2 separate regions of the Homo sapiens genome follow, and region 1 is linked to region 2. A link is a contact called in ENCODE Hi-C or POLR2A ChIA-PET data. All regions are on one chromosome and are shown on one strand. The core of a region is the stretch at or near the end of the contact, and the rest is flanking DNA. Distances in the headings are between cores, read along the strand shown. Region 1 holds the start of IL31 (interleukin 31). Region 2 overlaps MLXIP (MLX interacting protein).

Region 1 (7,012 bases), core at 3,485-5,984, 44 kb after region 2:
AGGTGGATCACGAGGTCAGGAGATCGAGACCATCCTGGCTAACACGGTGAAACCCCGTCTCTACTAAAAATACAAAAAAATTAGCCGGGCGTGGTGGCGGGCGCCTGTAGTCCCAGCTATTCTGGAGGCTGAGGCAGTGGAATGGCGTGAACCCGGGAGGCAGAGGTTGCAGTGAGCCGAGATCGTGCCACTGCACTCCAGCCTGGGCGACAGAGCGAGACTCCGTCTCAAAAAAAAAAAAAAAAAAAAAAAAGAATTCTATAAGGAACATTTGAACCTTTTCCCTAATTTATTTATCTTGTCAACCATTTATTTTGTTGTTGTTTGTTGTTGTTGTTTTGAAACAAGGTCTCACTCTGTTGCCCAGGCTGGAGTATAGTGACGCCATCTTGGCTCACTGCAACCTCCACCTCCTAGGTTCAAGCAAGTGGTACCTCAGCCTCCCAAGTAGCTGGGATTACAGGCATGCACCACTACACTTGGCCAGTTTTTGTATTTTTTGTGGAGATGGGATTTCGCCATGTTGCCCAGCCTGGTCTCGAGCTCCTGACCTCAAGTGATGTTCCTGCCTCAGCCTCCCAAAGTGCTGGGATTACAGGTGTGAGACACCACGGCTGGCCCAACTATTTGTTTATATCAAAATGAACTTGTGGGTATTTACTTTATTCTTTGAAAGGACATAGGTCATCTTTTTGCCTTATTTCCCAGTTTTAGATAATTTTTCTAATATGTGTAAAGGTGTTCTGATGTAGGACAGTCAAAAAGAGAGATAGAAGTCCACCACACTGGATATTTTCTGGAAAGATCACCAAAACCTTGTCATTGGAAACTAGGATATCTGGGGGCTTAAATGCCTGCTACGGGGCCGGGCACGGTGGCTCACACCTGTAATCCCAGCACTTTGGGAGGCCAAGGCAGGCGGATCACAAGGTCAGGAGATCGAGACCATCCTGGCTAACACGGTGAAACCCCGTCTCTACTAAAAATACAAAAAATTAGCCGGGCGTGGTGGCGGGCGCCTGTAGTCCCAGCTACTTGGGAGGCTGAGGCAGGAGAATCGCTTGAACCTGGGAGGCGGAGCTTGCAGTGAGCCGAGATTGCACCACTGCACTCCAGCCTGGGTGACAGAGTGAGACTCTCCGAAGGAAAAAAAACAAAAAAGCCTGCTAGGGGCTGCAGTAGAAATACCTGTGAGAATAAAAATGAGAAGTCCAAGACTGAAGTGCGTGTCTCAGAGTCCTAACCACATCCCTCCTTACATATGGACTTGTGCAAACCACACCTCTTCGGTCCTCAGTTTCCCCCGAGATAAGATGAATATATAGGTGCTGGTAGACTCAAGATTAGTGGTTCTCAAACTTGAGGGTGTATTAGAATCCCCTGGAGGGCCCCATAAAGCCCAGATTTCTGTCTCCACCCACAGACCTTCCGATTCAGTAGGTCTGGGGTGAGACCCAATGATTGACATTTCTAAAATGTTGCCACGGGCTGCTGCTGCTGCTGCTGGGCCAGGGACCACGTTTTGAGTCCGGGTGATCTCTAAGAAGCCTTAACAGTTGTGGACTTAACATTGATTCAAATGACAAAATCTTTGGACCTGGCTAGGAAGAAGTCCCCTAGGCCCTGAAAACCCAGTGGGGAGTTGTGCAGAGGACACTGTAAGATTGCTGCATGCCGCGCCTGGCATTGACAGCCTGTGAGGCCCAACCACTGCCCGGGGAGGGTCAAAGCCTGAGTAAGGCAGAGAAGCTCAGGCTGGAAACTGGGCTCCACCCCTTAACAGCTGTGTGGCCTTGAGCAAGTGACTGACTGACTTCCTGCCTCAGTTTCCCTACCTATGAAAAGAGGATGGTGCTTAACATGACCTGGCATAAAGAAAATGCTCAATGAGTGTTTATTGCTGCTGAGGTCTTGCTTTGTCTCTGGAGTGAGTGGTGCTGTCCTAGCTCACTGCAGCCTCGAACTCCTGGGCTCAAGCAATCCTCCCACCTCAGCCTCCCAAGTAGCACACCACCATGTCTGGCTAATTTTTTTGTTTTGTTTTGGGTTGGTTTTTTTAGAGATGGGATCTTGCTATGTTGCCCAGGCTGGTCCGAAACTCTGGCCCCAAGCAGTCCTCCAGCCTTAGCTTCCCAAAGTGCTGGGATATCTGATCTGTGTTACAACCCTATGAGGCTGTGGCCATCACCATCGCCATTTCCAGACGAAACTAGCCACCGTGTACCACCAGGGTCATTATTTCTTTTCTCTTTCTTTTTTTTAAATAGAGATGGGGTCTCACTATGTTGCCCAGGCTGGTCTGGAACTCCTGGGCTCAAGTGATCCTCCTGCCTTTATCTCCCAAAGTGCTGGGATTGCAGGTGTGAGCCACAGTGCCTGGCTCAGGGTCATTATTTTTTATTGAGCCCGTCCAGTGGGAAGAAATGACAGTGGTAGAAGCGATACCTCTTTCTAGAGCATGTCCATCTGCCCTCTGCCACAACTCTACCCAGCTTGGAGTCCCATTTGCCAATGTCAAGCCCCTCACAAAATGTGTCACAGATTATGAGAAAAATTCAATATAATTTATTAAATAGATTCCGAGGGCTCCCCCAGGGAGCATTGACAACTCTTAGTACAATAAATATCAATAAATTAACATAGCTGCCACCTCCCACCCTCACGAGGGTATAATAAGTAAGACTTAAGCCTGCAGAAGAAAAGCATTCCATAAATACCAAGACTAATAACAATAACCTAATGTTTTTCAAGGTAATTCACAAATTCACATCTCAGCCCTCCCGGGACTAGCCCATATGAGGGGTCCCTGAGATTATTCATTGGAAAAATGTACTTAAGGAATCACGGCAGAGTTCCCACACTTAGCTGTCGGTCATCTTTTTAAGGCTCCTTAAGTTCCTGCCAATCCGAAAGGAAGAGATGGCCTTAAGTGGTGGCCTGTTGGGCTCCAGAGGTCAATGATTTTAGTGCGAGGTCCATGCACTCTGAAAACTGTTGAGAAATAGTCAGGATGAAGCGTTTACATTCATGGGTGTCTGTTGGCACAGAAATGTTTGTTTCTGGTGCATCTTGAAATATGAGTTTGTCGAGGTGCTCTATGATCTCATCAATAACAGATTTGTTGTCTAGCTGTCTGATTGTCTTGAGATATGCCCGGATGGCTGGGCTGTGGATGTTGTTTGGCGGCTGGGCGTCAGGGCTGAGACACGGCAGCGTGTAATTCTGGGACACGAGCACGCCCTTCTCTTCCTCCACCTGTGGAATGAGGAGAAATGGTCAGTGTTGGGTTTGCAATGACAGCTGCAAGTCTTAACAGTGAATGTTTGCATGCTTCCTCCGTAACCCGCCTCGTTGATATATTTATCTGATCAATGTCACAACCCTATGAGGCTGTGCCATCACCAACCCCATTTCCAGATGAAACTAGAGCTTAGGTGGCTGCAGTCCTGAAGCCTGTGCTCAGAACCACTGATCCATCCAGCTGAGGCCTCCCAGCCTTCCAGAACCCACTCTCACGTGCTCAGGGTGGTGGGAATTGCAGCACATCTGGCCTTCCATGGCAGCTCCCCGCCCTTTGGGACTCTGTGTTAAAGCCACGCACGCTCCACTTATAAAGGAGAGTGTTAGGCTTGTCCGGAAAGGCCTCCGAGATGCAGGCGAGAGTTTTCCCCAACAAACCAAGGAGTCCGGACCACTCCCTCCCTTCCTCTTTCTAAGTACTAACTAGAGTCAGACCAAATTGCCAGCAGCACCTCATCAACCTGAACTGCCCAGTCATCTTGGGTTGGTAACAACCTCTGCCTTTTATAAAAGCCAAGGCTAAGGTCTAAATACCAAGGCAGATGAGAAGAGTAATGCCAATTTTATGAATTGTTTCCAAGTTTGGGCATTTGTTTGTTTGATCAAAGCTATCTTGGCTGGGCACAGTGGCTCACGCCTGTAATCCCAGCACTTTGGGAGGCCAAGGCAGGCGGATCACTTGAGGTCAGGAGTTCAAGACCAGCCTGGCCAACGTGGAGAAACTCTGTCTCTACTAAAAATATGAAAATTAGCTGGGCGTGGTGGCGCATGCCTGTAGTCCCAGCTACTCGGGAGGCTGAGGCAGGAGAATCGCTTGAACCCAGGAAGCAGAGGTTGCAGTGAGCCAAGATTGCACCACTGCACTCCAGCCTGGGTGACAGAGTAAGACTCTGTCTCAAAAAAAAAAAAAAAGCCATCTTTGCCTGTCTAGTTTCCCCCATCCCTTCCTGGCATAGCTACAGCCCTGGTTTCAGGTCCGGAGAGAGGAGCCTCTTTGGAGGGCAATGGAAGGCATTTTTAAGAAATCGTTTAGAAAAGAAATCTCTAGGACACTCACATCTTTCAAAAGCATCTTCGAGAGGGACTGTAATTCCTCGACTATTTTCTGTACATCATCACTTGGTCGTAGTAAACGGACGGGCAACGTGTGGGAGGCCAGCCAGCCTCCCAGGCAGCAGAACAGAAAGAGCACAGACGTCGAGGGGCCTGGAGAGAGAACGATGCCGTGAGCGCATACATCACACACCCCTGCCCACCCTGGCTCCATCCCTGCAGCCCTGCTGAGCCAACCCTGGGGGTAGTGCTTCCAGAATCTTCCTGGTGAGATAAGATGATGCCCAAGACTCCGGAAGCACCAGGACCAGTGATACCTGAGTGAGAGGCCATGGCGAGAGAGAGCAAGGCCAGCTTCAGTGGGGGCTTCTGGAGCCAGATGTGTTCGCCATGGCTGCCTGGAGGTATATAAAGGGCCAGGGTGAGGAGAAAGAGCAGTCAGCGTCCCGCCCATGGCAAAACCATTTACTCAGCTTTTCTCCAGAAAACACTCAAAAGTTCTACTGGCCACGGCTGAGTGAAAGGGCTGAATGGAAATGCTGAGGTTACCCTCCAGGTGGGCAGATGCCTGACTCAGACACACACATACTTCACAAGAAGGCACATGAATGCATCTTTGCCATTCTTCTTGGAAGGAGCCTGTTGATTTGACTAGACAAAATTTTGAAGCCCAGGGTTGACAGACACGACCATACCACCAAGGAGCGGGTGACTTCCAGGAGTTCAAGGCCAGCGGCCACAGGGAATTTCTGGGGAGGAAATGCGAAGCCGGCATGAGATGTGCAGAATGCGGTATCTCTGGAAATTTCTGCAGCATATGCCCACGCCGGTGTGCAGGGACGGCCCCATAACTGCTGTGAATGTGGCGGGTCGAAGGCTTCATCTCAACTCCATGTGGCCTTGGACATCACTGGACTCTCCATCGTGCCTCTGCAATCTCAGGGCCCAGAACCAGAGACTGTGATCCAGAGTTATTGCTTGAAATCCTTGTTCATATCTTTTTTCTTTTTTTTTTTTTTGAGATGGAGTCTTGCTCTGTCACCCAGGCTGGAGTGCGGTGGCGTGATCACTGCAACCTCTGTCTCCTGGGCTCAAGCAATTCTCATGCCTCAGTCTCAGCCTCCCAAGTAGCTGGGACTACAGGCACGTGCCACCATGCCCAGCTAATTTTTGTATTTTTAGTAGAAATGGGGTTTCGCCATGTTGGTCAAGCTGGTCTCTAACTCCTGACCTCAGGTGATCTGCCTGCCTCGGCTTCCCAAAGTGCTGGAATTACAGGCATGAGCCACTGCGCCAGCCTAGAAACTTTATTGCTTTTCTTTCTTTCTTTCTTTCTTTCTTTTTTTTTGAGACAGAGTCTTGCTCTGTCGCCTGGGCTGGAGTGCAGTAGCGCAATCTCGGCTCACTGCAACCTCCACTTCCCAGGTTCAAGCAATTCTCTTGCCTCAGCCTCCTGAGTGGCTGGGATTACAGGCGCCCACCACCACGCACAGCTAATTTTTGTATTTTTAGTAGAGACGGGGTTCACTATGTTGGCCAGGCTGGTCTCAAACGCCTGACCTTGTGATCCACCTGCCTCCGCCTCTCAAAGTGCTGGGATTACAGGTGCGAGCCACCACTCTGGCCTTAGAAACTATTTCTAAGTTCATTAGCTTTCTTTTTCTTTCTTTTTTTTTTTTTTTGAGACAGGGTCTCATTCTGTCACCCAGGCCAGAGTGCAGTGGCATCATCACAACTCACGGCAGCCCCGATCCCCTGGGCTCAAGTGATCCTCCTACCTCAGCCTCCCAAATAGCTGGGACCACAGGCACAAATCACTATGCTAATTTTTTTTTTTCTTTTTTGAGACAGAGTTTCGCTCTTGTTGCCCAGGCTGGAGTGCAATAGCACGATCTCGGCTCACTGCAACCTCCGCCTCCTGGGTTCAAGCGATTCTCCTGCCTTAGCCTCCCGAGAAGCTGGGATTACAGGCACCCACCACCACGCCGGGCTAATTTTTGTATTTTTAGTAGAGACGGGGTTTCACCATGTTGGCCAGGCTGGCCTCTATCTCCTGACCTCAGGTGATCTGCCCGCCTCAGATTCCCAAACTGCTGGGATTATAGGCATGAGCGACTGCACCCGGCCTCCTTATTCATATTTTAGTGCCAGCTTTGATCAGGCCATTTTATAGGGTATCGGGAATAGCGGTGAAGAAGTTAGAGTTCCTGCCCTTGTGGGCCCGTCATTGCTGTGGGCTGCGGACAATAGCAACAACATTCATAAATAAGCTAGAAAGCACTGTGACGGTTGGAGAGTGACGGGCAGGATACTTTAAGTCAGGTGATCAGCAAAAGTCTCTCTGAGAGGTGACATTGAAGAAGAGACTGAAAGACAAGAAGGAGCCAGTTGTGGGAAGACCTGGGAGAAGAGTGTTCCAAGGCAACGGGACAGGAGTGCAAAATCCTCAGGTGAAAATGAGCTCGATGCTGTTCCTAGAACGGGAAGAGGGTCATGGCAGCCACAGTGACGCGAGAGGACAGGAGGGTAGTGGGGAGGTGGGCAGCGGCTCCATCACAGAGGCCTGAGGCTGGGACAAAGAGCCTGGGTTTTATTCCACATGTGACGAGGCAGTGCTGGGCGGCTTTCAGTAGGGAAACATAAGATCAGATGCACTTTA
Region 2 (7,511 bases), core at 3,604-6,103:
GTGGCTGTCTGATTCCGTAGCTGCCTGCTGTACCACCGGTGAGGCCAGGCCATCAGCATGGAGGTGGGTTAGATGAGCCTTTGAACTTGGGAGAGAAGGAAGGAAGGAAGGTGTGTGACTACTCTGAGTCCCTGACCCGTTGTGCAGAGGCTGCTGCTGTCTGCGTGTCTCTTGTGTGCTGAGAGGATGCACTGTGACATTTTTCTGGGGGAGTCATAACCTTCTGGCCTGTATTGCCCAAAGCCTGGGCTCCTTGGGGGTTTGGGTGGGGATAGGCACAAGGGTCCTGCCAGGGGCACAGCCAGGGCATCTGCCTTCCAGGGCAGGTTCCAGGTTCACAGAATGTTTGCTGCTCAGGCGCCTCCTGTGAAGACTGCAGCTACTGTTGGCAAATCTCGGCTTGCCACGTGGCCTTTCTGAGTGGGACTGGAGAAGGGGCAGGGCTGTGGCCTGTGGTCAGATCAAACCTCCACAGCCGCACTGTGATATGGACCAGAAATAGTGCCTTGCCCATCTCAAGCCATCTGAAAAAGAGAAACCCTATGCGGGCTGCCCAGAGATGGCTCCCGGCCTAGCACTTGGAAAACTGAGCTGCCCAAGACAGCTGTGCCACCAGGGAGGCTGGGTTTACAAGTGCTCTGGACTTATTGAATGAAGAATTGTTAATTGAGCCCCTACTATGTGCCAAGCCACCAAACGTCCTCCCTAGAGGAGCTGCAGTGTCAACAGGGAAAGGTGCTTGTGTGCAGACACTACTACATAAGAGCTCCCGTGAGACCGTCCCCGAGTGGAGGAGAGCAGAGGGGCCCTGAAGGAATCAGCAGCAGCCTGGGAGAGGCCAGGCCAGCTCAGAGGAGATGGTGTCGGGGGCAGCATCTTGAAGGATTAGGAGGTGGCTGAGTGGAGGGCCATCAAGAGTGAGGACCATGTCAGAGGCTCTGGGAGGCAGAATAGGCCCTGCCCTGCAGGCACTCAGGCCAGTGGGATGCTCGGGTACTTGGATTGTGAATGCCTCGTGGGGGCTGGTGGCAAAGCAGGCAGGCCACGACCAGGTCACAGGAGCCTGGTTTGCACTCTGTGGTCAACAGATTTCTTCTAATTTTTAGTTATGGAAAATTTGTAGGATATGCCAAAGTAGACGGAAGAATGTAGTGAACCCCACATGCTGCCACCGCACACACCAGTTGCTGTGTGACCCATGACTGCCCTTGGTCTGCCCCTCTCTGGAAACAAGAATGACTTTGAATCCAGGAAGGGAGGCTGGTCAAATGTGAATAACAATGAACAGCCCAAATGTAACCTTTGCTCCTCCTGGAGGGCACTCACTGCATGCCCAGTGTTCAGTTTGTTAGTCTGGTTCATGGAATCCTCCCAGCAGCCCTCTGCAGAGGTGTTTGGGTTAAAGTCCCTTCAACAGATATTGGTGGGTGGCTCCAAGGCTGCAAAACCCCCACGGCCAGTCCTGCCCTCCGCGCCCTGACAGTATCCCCACCATGCCCTGCCCTGTGTGGCTCTGAAGAAATCCCCCAGTGACCTGAATTCCATGAAGCCGGGTGTATGGCTGGGGGTGGATCAGTCAAGAGTTTGGTCCTGGAATGATCGGGTGGCACTTTGTAATTTCACTTCAATTTCAGAGTAACCACTGAGTCTCCCCGCTTTGCCTTGCCTTTCAGTGGGAAGTTGGTGTCTCCAAAGTGGAAGAATTTCAAGGGCCTGAAGCTACAGTGGAGAGACAAGATCCGGCTCAATAATGCCATCTGGCGGGCCTGGTACATGCAGTGTAAGTGCCGCCCAGCCTGGGCGCCGGTGGTGGTCAGAACTTCACGGCCTGGAGGCCTGGGCACCCAGGGACCAGAGTCTGCTCCTGGGACCTGGTGTTTCTAACAGAAGTTCAGTCTGTGCAGACAGGAAACCCAAGCCATCAGGCCCAGCAGAGGGGTGGCATCTGAAGAGTCAGGGAGCAGGTCTAGGAAGACTCAGGCATGGGCCTTCTCTCTCCAGCCCGAGTGTCATGGATCCGGTAGCTTCTCCGGGAGATGAGTGTGCTAGGGCAGGCTTGTGTTGGGCTGGTCTTTCTCTGAGAAGCCACACTGCCTCTCTGACTGAGGCGTTCGTTATTGACAGATTCCTCTCCTTTCACCTGGACTCCTTTATTTCCCTGAAATCTCCTTTTCCTAGGGAAGGAGAAGGAAAGGGTACCTGGGAATGTGGTCTGCCCTAGGGGAGGGGTGCAGCAGACAGGCTGGGGCTCCCTCAGGGGTCTGGATCATGGTGCTGACTCTCACCCTCTCTCTGCTCAGATCTGGAGAAGCGCAAGAATCCTGTGTGCCACTTTGTGACACCCCTGGACGGCTCTGTGGACGTAGACGAGCACCGCCGGCCGGAGGTACTTGGCAGTGACCAAGGGTGGCTGAGAGTGGAAACATACCAGCACCTCACCGGGAGTGGCTCACCGCGGGCTGGTCCTGTAGGAGAGGCTGCCGAGGGTAGTGCAGCGCCTGCCCTGCGCCATCCATGCCCTGGGGGCCAGGCCTGGGAGCTGGTGGCCTCTGGCAACCCCAGGCTGCAGAGCCTCCCCCTTCTCAGAGGGACTGGCCCAGGGACTGAGGGGGTTAATATCTTTCTGTTAATTTTTAAAGTGTGTGTCTATGTGTGATTATACATGCACAGGAAGTGTCTAGAGGAATATATAGAAGTGTCTTTATTAAGAGACTTCAGGAACCTCTGGGGAGTAGGATTAGGGCTGCCAGATGAGGGGGAGATGCTTTCTTCACTGCATACTCTTCTGTGTGGCTTTAATTTTGTCTAGGCATGTCTCACTGTTAACGATAAAGGGGGAATTTAGAAGGTAAGCTAATGAAAGACAGTTTTGAGACAGGTATAATCTGGTATTAGACAGTATCAAGGGATATCATTTTGTTGGGTATGGCAATATTGTAATCAGTTCTTTTTAACAGAAAAGCATCTTTGCTGTCGAGGACACACACACAGTGTTTGTAGGTGAGGTGATTTGGGCCTTGAGATCAGAAAGTGAGGCAACCCCAGGCATTGGGGCTCCTTATCTCTGGAGCTCGAAGGCTGTCATGCAAGGCATCCACACTGGCATCACGCGAAGGTTGGATGAGAGGCCCCTGGAGGGCACATTCCACCTGAAACTTCCTGGAATTGGCTGTTCATTTTTGCCCTTTGAATGTGGCAGAGGCTGTGGGGAAGGGGCATTTATGGGGGGGCTTGGGAATTGCTGCAGCGTTCCCCTGCTTCTTCCTCTGTGGAGCATTCTGCTCTCACCCTGTCCTCCTGGACAGAGCCTCAGGACCGTGCCCCCAAGGCCTTTGGCTACCTTAGGTCTTGAAATGACAGCGCATTGTTAGCTAGAGGGTCTGCTATAGCATGGAAGAAGTGGGACGTACTTTCTGAGTGATGTGGTAGCCACTGTGGGGTTTCCCGCTGGATTGCCTAAGGCCTGATTATAGTGCCGGATACTCAGTACACCAGTTGAGCTTTGCTAATCAAGCAGAGCCCCCTCTTCACTCTGCTCTCTGTCCCTGTCCTAGGCCATCACCACGGAAGGGAAGTACTGGAAGAGCCGCATCGAGATTGTGATCCGGGAGTATCACAAGTGGAGAACCTACTTCAAGAAAAGGGTATCTGGCTGGAGTGTTCAGGCAGCCCGCCTAGGGAGGGAGTGGGCAGAGTCCCTGGTTCAGGGCCCTGGCCGAGGCGGTAGGCTCCACAGCCGCCCCACCTGAACGTGGAGCGTCAAGCAGTAAATCTGGGGCCCAGCGTGCCAGACTAGCCTGGGCAATGGCCTGCCTCGGTCAGGTTGTCTTTGCTCTCAGTTTCCCCATCTGTGCACTGGGTGGAAGTCTCCTTTGTGCAGGCATCGGCCTGGGGATGGTGTGAGCAGGACCCCTACCTGCCTCCCTGAGAGTTCTGTATATTCTAGAGCCCTTGGGCCCTCCTAGGGCCATTGGTGACCGCCGTGTCCTGTCCCTTTGCCCACAGCTACAGCAGCACAAGGATGAGGACCTCTCCAGCCTGGTCCAGGTGGGTGAGCCTGGGAGCTCTGAGGACCCCCACTTTGACATGAGACAGCAGGGACTTCGGTGGCCCACCAGGGAGCCCTGCAAAAGGCGGCAGGCCATGGGCCCTCCCTGGAGTCTCAGGAATGGCTCAAGAAGCAGTCCAGCTCTCTCTCCTGGGTGGGCTGGAGGGAGCCGCTCTCCAAATGCCTCCACCCTGCTGCCTCACTTCCACTGAGCACCCCTTTGACGAATTTCCCCAGGTGACAGGCGTGGGAATTCTTCGTCCCACTGTTACTCTTTGATGCTTCCTCCCCTGTGTTGGTGTTGTGTTAGGACGATGACATGCTGTATTGGCACAAGCACGGGGATGGATGGAAGACCCCCGTCCCCATGGAGGAGGATCCCCTGCTGGACACAGACATGCTCATGTCGGAATTCAGCGACACCCTCTTCTCCACACTTTCTTCACACCAGCCGGTGGCCTGGCCCAATCCCCGGGAAATAGGTAACCCAAACCAGGGCCTTGGGCTTTGAACAGCCAGCCGCTTCCTTCTCTGCCAGGCCCCCTCTGGGCCAGGGTTCCTTCAGGGCCATCTCTGAGCTGCTGCACGTCACGGTTGGGGGCAGGCAGTAAGGAAGGGAAGGATGGCTGGCCTCATTTGACATCCAGGCCGCACGTACCGAGTGGGTGGGGTCTGCAGAGTGGGCCCACTGGGCAGCTGCCATTCCCGTAGTGCCATGGTGGGAGGACAGCAGCAGGGTCTAGTCTGAGTCATTGGCACATTTCAGATACCGTTCTCTTCACGGGGTACGTGTGCCGTGCCTAAGCCGAGGCGGCCGGGCCGTGACTCATGCTAAAGAAAATCAGAAGCACTCCCGGGTGTGACCGCTCACCTTGGTGGCATTCAGTCTTCCAGTTAACCTCTCAGGGAAGAGCCCAAAGATTGAAAATTAGAACAGTGTTCGGGGAGGTCTCTGTTCTCTCTTGAGCTCTTTACAGCTTCCTGGGGTGTCCATTCCCTGATACTCAATTTTACCTTCCTGGCAAAAACTTACTTTCCTGCCTTTTGAGGGTGCGGAATGGCCACAAACCCTGAGAAGGTAGAAATCCCAGCCAGCTCCTTGGAAGACTCTGGGATGTGAGCAGGGCCAGGAAGTTCTGTTCCAGGCCTTTTTTACGTTCCTGCAACATTGTCTGAGAAGACAAAATGGTTCCTCTCTCTGTGATTCTTGCAGCACATCTGGGAAATGCAGACATGATCCAGCCGGGACTGATTCCTTTGCAGCCTAACCTGGACTTCATGGACACCTTTGAGCCTTTCCAGGGTGAGGACCAGAGGCAGAGAGAGCACGGTTGCCTCCATCTCCCCCAGCCCAGCACAGAGCAGATCGCTGCCTTCCTTTAAGAGGCGAGACTTGGTAGAATGGGCAAGGGGGCGAGCAAAGAATTTTTTTTTAAACTGAACTGTTTTTTGTAGTAACTGCAAGGTCTGGGAAGTTTTTCTGGGACATTGTTCAGCAAGGAAATTGGCTCTGGATTTAGCCGTGACTGTAAGCAGTTCTCCCTCGAAGCAGCAGAGGGCACTGATGACACAGCCAGCTCCCTACCAAGGCCCTGCAGTTAGATGGGTCCTTGAGCACCTGCCATTGTGACAGCAGCAGAAACGTCAGGCCTGGGAGTGTTTCAGAGCCCAGGATAGTTGCCAACATGTGTGGTTCCAACCAGAGCCCCCTTTCTACAGAAAAAAAGGTGTCTCAGGGTAATACCCTCTGTCCATGGCATCCCCCTGGGCCATGTGGGGTTTAGGGGTTTAGTCCTTGATTTGTTTGAGTCTTTTTTTTTTTTTTTTTTTTTTTTTAGAGACAGGGTCTTGCACTGTCACCCAGGCTAGAGTGCAGTGGTTCAATCATGGTTCACTGCAGCCCTGAACTCCTGGGCTCAAGCGATCCTCCCACCTCAGCCTCCTGAGTACCTGGGACTACAGGCACACACCACCACACCCAGTTCATTTCTTCATTTTTTTGTAAAGACGGGGGTCTGCTATGTTGCCCAGGTGATCCTCCTGCCTCTGCTTCCCAAAGTGCTGGGATTACAGGTGTAAGCCATCACACCCAGCCTGTTTTAGTCTTTGTTATTTTGAGACAGAGCCTTGCTCTGTAGCCCACGCTGGAGTGCAGTGGCAAGAACACGGCTCACTGCACCCTCAACCTCCCTCCTGGACTTAAGCGATCCTTCCGCTTCAGCCTCCTGTGTAGTTGGGACCACTGGTGGCACCAACCAGGCATGGTGGTTGTGGTTGGCACCTTTTTTTTTTTTTTTTTTTTTTTTTTTTTGAGACGGGAATCTCGCTCTGTCATCAGGCTGGAGTGCAGTGGTGCGATCTTAGCTCACTGCAACCCCTGCCTCCTGGGTTCAAGCCATTCTCCTGCCTCAGCCTCCTGAGTAGCTGGGACTACAGGCATGTGCCACTACACCCAGCTAATTTTTGTATTTTTAGTAGAGATGGAGTTTCACCATGTTAGCCAGGATGGTCTTGATCTCTTGACCTCATGATCTGCCTACCTCGGCCTCCCAAAGTGCTGGGATTACAGGCATGAGCCACCGTGCCTGGCCCTGTTTGAGTCTTGATTCCAGCAAATGCTGGGCACACTGAGCTCAGAAGACCCCTGCTGTTGTTTTTCAGACCTCTTCTCTTCTAGCCGCTCCATTTTTGGCTCCATGCTACCTGCATCTGCCTCAGCACCTGTACCAGATCCCAACAACCCACCTGCACAGGTAGAGGAAGCTGGGGGATGGGTGGGGGAAGGGGCTGGCAGGCACAGGGCTGCTCATCAAAGGTTTGCTGCCAGAGCAAGGCTAATGGCATAGCCACACAGTCACCAGCAAAGCGCCAAGCAGTGCTAGACCAGCACTAATGTGCAGAGGCACGATTCCATCCCTCTTTTACAGCATCCTTCAGCACCCATGGGGTGGGAGACTCTTGGTCCAGGTGTGCTTCTGCCTGAGTGCCAGGTAACCTATGTGCAGCTAGCTCTGCTCCGACTAATTAACACAGAATTAGCTAGACAGAGAAGAAAAACATGGATTACTAATAAAAATAACTTCTGTATATTTCTTTCACGTTTTACTAAGCAATCCAAAAAGTTGCTTACAGGTGCTTGGGGCTACAGAGCTGAGTGAGGTACCATTCTTTGTCCTTACGGAGCCCTCATGCTTATGCCCATGACCAGTTAGACACTGGTAACCTGGCACCATCTTCAAACGGGCTCCGGGAAGAATTGCTACTGCAGAGACTGGGATCTGAACCATTGATTCCTCGTAGCTTTTCTTATTTAGGAAGAGGTGGCCTGATGACCAGTTGACACGTGAAATTGTCCTCGGGGATTCCCGAGCAGCTGCAATCCAGGCTGCCTCTGCTCAGTAATAGAAGATGGCAGAGACTTTGGGGAGACTCTGCTGGACTCCAGAAACAAGATATTCCCAGG

Evidence for each region. Hi-C counts contacts between places; a loop is a spot of excess contacts on that map. ChIA-PET counts read pairs that join two places held with the same protein, here RNA polymerase II (POLR2A). Pooled maps may share reads with other maps.
Region 1: a map of GM11168 shows a loop between it and region 2 (2.4-fold over the local background). The contact joins the promoter of IL31 here to the enhancer-like site in region 2. A Hi-C loop is called at or near these places in 11 of 168 maps with a recorded cell type or tissue (CD4-positive, alpha-beta T cell, G401, GM11168 and 8 more), 5 of 37 single-sample maps with no recorded cell type and 9 of 50 pooled maps. POLR2A ChIA-PET finds 5 or more read pairs at or near these places in 9 of 52 experiments (CD8-positive, alpha-beta memory T cell, GM12878, MCF 10A and 5 more).

The regions. Positions count from the first base shown.
Region 1 is chr12:122,169,487-122,176,498 of GRCh38, forward strand. It overlaps IL31 (interleukin 31), which reads right to left and starts at 4,735. Exons shown (of 3, transcript NM_001014336.2): 1 at 4,671-4,735; 2 at 4,358-4,506; 3 at 2,543-3,255. The coding sequence starts at 4,686. The coding sequence ends at 2,926. It also overlaps a transcript of LRRC43 not described here.
Region 2 is chr12:122,125,583-122,133,093 of GRCh38, forward strand. It overlaps MLXIP (MLX interacting protein), which reads left to right. Exons shown (of 17, transcript NM_014938.6): 2 at 1,674-1,780; 3 at 2,301-2,386; 4 at 3,555-3,644; 5 at 4,006-4,047; 6 at 4,359-4,530; 7 at 5,262-5,351; 8 at 6,710-6,801. Among named protein-coding and RNA genes, the nearest start is that of IL31, 45 kb to the right of the region's middle. RefSeq lists enhancers at 955-1,467, 1,468-1,978, 3,905-5,104. Within about 2 kb of position 4,854, at least 5 of the 41 ENCODE cell types and tissues checked have a DNase peak (open chromatin) inside an H3K27ac peak, as active enhancers do.